Linked DNA regions of Homo sapiens: region 1 is linked to region 2. A link is an interaction called in ENCODE POLR2A ChIA-PET data of the cell type or tissue named here. Cell type or tissue: GM12878. All regions are shown on one strand. Links, peaks and the distances in the headings refer to the core of each region. The heading gives the core; the rest is flanking DNA.

Region 1 (2,917 bases), core at 198-2,697, 450 kb before region 2:
TGGCATGGCCTTAGTTTGGTCACTGCTTACCCTATCTTTGAATTTACTTTCCCTTTTGAAAAATTAATTTCATACATAGGATCATCCAAACAGGTAACATTGTTGAAGGATGCTACAGTTTTGGTAACAGGATAGCATCACATGCATCAGAGTCTGAAGGTCTCATCCTTCTTCGGCCCTGGAAAGTGTCCTAGGCAGCGCAGATGCCAAGGTCTGTTGGCTGCTGGAGTCCTAGCCAAGGAGGCTCAACTCCTGAACACATGCAGTGGGCAGAACGTACTCTGTAAACCCAAGTCAAGAGTCTGGAAAATGGCTGGACAAGTGCTATGCCTTGCTTGGCTGAGCAGATAGGATGAGGAGAAAAAATAAAGAGAAGATGAGGACTGAAGTCATTCAAAAAGTAAAATTCAGAGGTAGATAAATAGAAAGAGGGGAAATATTTGTATTGGTATGAAATTGAAGAAATATAGAACTGAGTATTTAGAGGCCTGTGCAAATGAGTCCAGTCCTTTTGTTAGGTAAATAGGGAAGCAGAGGCTGAGAGAAAGGCTGGGACTGCCCAAGGTCGTGGAGCTAGTTAGAGACACACCCGGAATTAGAACCCAGGCCTCCTGACTCCAGTGCTGCTGCTGCTGACAGGACACCATCAAGTCAGCCAAAACTTAATTCACTAAGATCATCTATGTTTAATAGAGCCAGGGGGTCAGAGAAGAAAAAACAGTTTAATTAGCTATGATCCACCAATTCCGCTGGCCCATTGGTTCCAGTGTTTATTAACGCTCGCCAGCTCAGCTGTCCTCCCAAGCTTCTCCTTGAAGCTTTTTGCGTCTTGTAAGAGGAAGAATTGGGAATCTCCACTTTGTGTCACAGAGGAACCTGTAAAGACCCCAGCTTGAGCACTCACCAGGGCAGCCCCTTGCAGAATAAGATATTATCCAAATGTGTTGTTTCTTTTGAAGGCCCTTTTTCAGTCTTTAACATATAACAATTCAAACATTTCTTTGGTAGCATAGGACTGGGTGGCAAGCAGACTTTTTGAAGAACTAACTGATACATTCTCATTCTCGCTTTCCTCCCACCTCTGTCCTGAACAGACACACATCCAGGATTTCCTTTTGTCTTAAGGCCCTTTCTCTCTAGTGTAAACATCTGGGGCCTAATCCCATCACAGGCTGCTTCCTGGAAGGGTGTGGCAGCTGGATGCTGAGAGCCAAGATCCCCTCAGTTTCTGCTGCAATGTCAGGGGGAGCAGCAATGGACAAAGCTGGAAGAGTGTCTGGTGTCAGCTTATGAAAGCTTTAAATGCCAACAAAAGAGGTTTTTCTTGGTGCTATAGACCATGAAACGGTCAGAAAAGTCTTTAAAGGGGGAAATAGCATGATGAGATTTTGTGTTTAGAAAAGATTGTGGTTGAACTATGGAGAATGGGGGGTAGCAGAGAGAGTTCAGCAGTAGGCAGACCAATTAGCGGGCTGTGGCACATGTTGGAGGCAGAGGTGCTGATGTCTTGACCTTGGGGGGTTCCAGAGAGGACTTAGAAAGGAGAAGGGTCTAGTAGAAAAAGAAAAAATACAAGGGAAACTCTAAGGGATCTGGCTGTGACGAGCGTGGAGAGATGAAGGAGACCATGAGGTTGCAAAGGAGGAAGTGGGTGAGGGGAAGTCCAAGAAGGTGAGCTGTCTGGGGGAGCACGGGGGCAGTGGAGGAGAGGGTTTGGAGAGTTTCATTTTGGGTGCATTGAGTTAAGGAGCTTGTGGGCCCCGCGAGTGGACACACCTTCCAGGGAGTTGGAGACACAGGTTTGGAGTCAGGGAGGGACTCCAAATGCACATGCGAACTTGCAGGCCAGACAGTGAGAGAAGCCAGCAGCAGGAGACTCCTCGTTCAGGCCTCAGTGAATGTCCCTCACTCTAACCATAGTCTCTGTGTCCTGTACACTGCATTCATCTTTCTAACATGCTGCTCAGACCTGAATACCCTGCCAGCAACCTTCAGTACTCAGCGTTCTGTGGCTTCTTTTTTTTTTTTTTTTTTGAGACGGAGTCTCGCTCTGTCACCCAGGCTGGAGTGCAGTGACACAATCTCGGCTCACTGCAACCTCTGCCTCCCGGGTTCAAACGATTCTCCTGCCTCAGCCTAAGTAGCTGAGACTACAGGCATGTGCCACCACTCCTGGAAAATTTTTTGTATTTTTAGTAGAGACAGGGTTTCACCACATTAGCCAGGATGGTCTCCATCTCCTGACCTCGTGATCCGCCCTCAACTGCCTGCCAAAGTGCTGAGATTACAGGCGTGAGCCATTGCACCCGGCCTCTGTGGCTTCTTAAATGCAAAAAGAAAGCTTTCCGTCTAGGTCCTTCATGACCTGACCTCTTCTAGAATTGTTTTCCCCTACATGCAAATACTCCTGTACAACTTACAAATGAAACTACATCTTTTCTTGATATGCTTTAATTTTCCTGTTCATGATCTTCTGTCTGTTCAGAATGCTTCTTTCATCTCTTTCTGTTGAAAGTCTATTGATTTTTCAAAGTATCAGATGAAATCTTTCTTGGACACTCCATAAGTGATCTTTTGTGTTCTTACACCTCTTTGTTTGAGTGGAGATAGACGATACTTTTCCTCTGGGACACCCCTCCACCCACTCCGCCACAAGCCTTGTGATCTTCTCCGACCCCCAAAACTGCTAGGGCCAAATTCCATACAATATACCCCGAGGAAGGCACACCTGTGCAGAATGCAGAGAATAAACACACCAGGCCTTGGCTTTTGAGTTGCAGAAATCAAGGATGTGGACTTACAAGAACCTGGACTTTTGAGTTTACATTTTATACAATAAATAATGGATTTGGAAGAATAGATTGAAAACTGGGCCTTCTTACCCCAGATGAGATAAGGATTAACCAGACTGGGGGAA
Region 2 (2,917 bases), core at 279-2,778:
GGACTTTCAAAATCTCCCCCCAACACAAACACACCCTGCTGTGTTGATTCCGTTCCCGTACTCTCCACTCCATCTCTTCCCATCCACCTTCATATTTGCTCTTAGAACCAGAGCCTGTGACCACGTGAGATACTGTATTGCAGTCACCTGGAGTTTGCTTTACAGGAAAAGTAAACGCCCCCTCCCCTTTTCCTCCTAGTCTCTTTGGTTTAGAAGGATGATGTCATCTGAATAACAGCCTGAAGTAAATGATTAGGAAAAGTGCCCTTCTCTTGAACCCTGTGGACACCATCTAGCTCTGAGACAGAGATTCAGTTAGAAATGCTGCAGCTGGAAAACAATTCACACACCATGCCCATGAAGTGTGTGAAGCTCTGGAAGAAAAGACACGAAGAGGATATTTACGATTGGGGAAGGAAGCATAGCGTGGTACACCTGAATCAGGAGGACTGTGAAGGGCGGCAGTGAGGAGTGAAACCAGAGCCTGAAATTGCCACACTTCCTCCGTGTCTGACTCGGTGCTTCTCAAACTGAGCATTTTCAACATCTTTGACAAAACAATTCAGCCACGGAGGGGAGTCTTGCGCATTGTAGGATGTTTAAGCCAGAATTCCTGGCCTCCACCCACTACATGCCAGAAGTAACTTACCCCAACCAAGATGAGATTAGCCACTGGCATGAAGGAAATAAAATATTAGAACTTCTATGTATTTTTATTTGATTACAAAACATAGAATTTAAGTTTTATTAACATTGATGATGCCCAGACATAATCCAAGACATGTCAGTGAGATGTCTATAACTTAGACAGGTAGACGGAGAAACCCTCATCTGCTCTATCATTCTGAGCTTATTACAGGGCATTGTAGTTCATATTTGTCCAATTAGGTTGGATTCAGTAATTATTTTAAATGGGAGATGGCAAGTAACTGTGAAGATTCTATAAGTCATCTCATGGCAAGGAACTTAGGTACACATTTTTCTCTTACAAAAAACCCCACAAATTATTATAACTTTGCTATTCGTTTGGTGATAGGTAGCTGCCAGTAGTATGCTACCTAGTAGATATTTTTAATATACCCATAATCCATCCTTTCAAAATAAAGGTGACATTTAACAATGAGTGAAAAAGTGACTACGTTTAGAAAGAAACTCGTGCTATGGTATTTCTGGCAAATGACCAGAGAGCCTGAAAAGCCCTCCTGAGATAAAGCATACAGATATTCTGGATAAAATATTACAGGAATACTTTTAGATTCAGAGCTGAGCTGACCTGGAAGTAAGGGAAGTCACCAGGTGCCAAACTGAAGAGGGAGTTCGTGCTGAACCAAAGCTATCCTGAGAGCATCTGCCAATCGCTGAAACAAGCTGGAGTTTTAATGGCCTTGCAGGGAACAGAAGACTAGATATTCAGCCTGAATAAGCTGGAAAATTGGAACTGAGACCCCTAATAAAGTAAGAAGCCTGAAAAGCTACAGTCTCAGTAAAAGGATTTACTGTCCACTGGTAAAGGAAGGTGAAAATGAAACTTATCTGCACAAGGAATTAAATTCACACATTTTTTGTTGACTGGAAACCCCCAGCGGAAGAGTTAACTTAAAAATGGTCTCGTGTTATACCATTACAGGGCCACCTGGCAGAGAAGCAAATGCGTATTCTCTCTGTAAGGATGCACTCAAAACCCAGACCTCATGGGTTCCCACGAATAAACCCAGCTGAACAGTCAAAACCCAGCTCACAGTCAAAATTTTTAAACACATGAAAAACCCAGCCACCACCAATAAGAATCAGAAGAAACAAAAAAAAAGCAGAATTAAATTCCCAGCGACTTCATATATATGAACTATGGAACACAGAATTAAAAATAATTATGTTTTAAGGAAGTAAAAAGAAATGTTTTCAGAAATAAAAGAGGGAATCAAAATACATGAGCAAGGAATAAAATAATCTCAAAAGGGCCCAGGCATTTGTAGAAAACAACCAGAAAGAATTTTAAACATGAGAAATCATAGTTATTATAATTAAAAACTAAGCAGATGAGGAAAAACCTAAATGAAACATGAAGTTAGGCACAGTTGAAGAAAGAATTTGTGAACTCAAAGATAGATCTAATACACACACACACACACACACACACACACACACACACTTTTTTTTTTTTAAGAGATGAGGTCTCGCTAAGTTGCCCAGGCTTAAGTGCAGTGGCTATTCACAGACATGATTATAACACACTACAGCCTCAAACTTCTGAGCTCAAGTAATCCTCCTGTCTCAGCCTCTCAAATATCTGGGGCTAAAGGTGTGTGCCACTGTGCCCAGCTGGTTTTGAAAAACACAGAAAAACAAAGTGCAAAAGAAAAATAATTGTCAATCAAGACTTATAAACCCAACTAAGATATCACTGAAGAAAAAGACTAAGATAAAGACATTTGCAGGCAAATAAAAACTGAGAAATTTTGCCATCAACAGATTCTTACTAAAGGAATTTCTAAAAAGAAGTACTTCAGAGGAAGAAAACAAAATTGCCGGAAAGTTCTGAGCTGCAGGAAAGAATGATTTTTACTTAGAATAAGAATTTTCCATTGCTTCCTAATTATTAGGTTTATATATAAATTTGTGTTACTTTAACCATTTAAATGCAGTGTTAAGATTTGAAAATAAATGTTAGAAGTTAAGGGTCTTTTGGTTTTTTTTTTTTTTTTTGACATTTATCCATTAAAGTCCTATTAAAATTTAGGCCTTTAAAAAAGGAAGGAAGAAAAGAAGCAAAAATAGACCCCAAAAAAATGCATGAGGATATCATTACAAAACAAATGTTTGTTTTAAATAAAAGGCATATAGATTAGGAAGGAAGAAATAAAACTGTCTTCATTTACAAATTACATGATTGTCCATGTAGAAAATCTAAGAGAACTGA

Evidence for each region. ChIA-PET counts read pairs that join two places held together with the same protein. Peaks named below come from ENCODE experiments on the same cell type or tissue, not always from the same donor. Only the 100,000 strongest peaks of a DNase experiment are listed, where the experiment ranks them.
Region 1: POLR2A ChIA-PET joins it to region 2 with 7 read pairs; 1 of 35 experiments calls an interaction of 5 or more read pairs at or near these places.

Annotation. Positions count from the first base shown.
Region 1 is chr3:194,193,131-194,196,047 of GRCh38, reverse strand. No RefSeq gene overlaps it. Among named protein-coding and RNA genes, the nearest start is that of LINC02037, 53 kb to the left of the region's middle. RefSeq lists an enhancer at 2,234-2,313. In GM12878, for the core only: no CTCF peak of the experiment used is centred there; a DNase peak (open chromatin) is centred at 1,646.
Region 2 is chr3:193,741,479-193,744,395 of GRCh38, reverse strand. No RefSeq gene overlaps it. Among named protein-coding and RNA genes, the nearest start is that of LINC02038, 100 kb to the left of the region's middle. RefSeq lists enhancers at 1,467-1,516, 1,567-1,616, 1,637-1,686. In GM12878, for the core only: no CTCF peak of the experiment used is centred there; DNase peaks (open chromatin) are centred at 305 and 1,665; H3K4me3 peaks cover 1,261 bases; H3K27ac peaks cover 1,965 bases.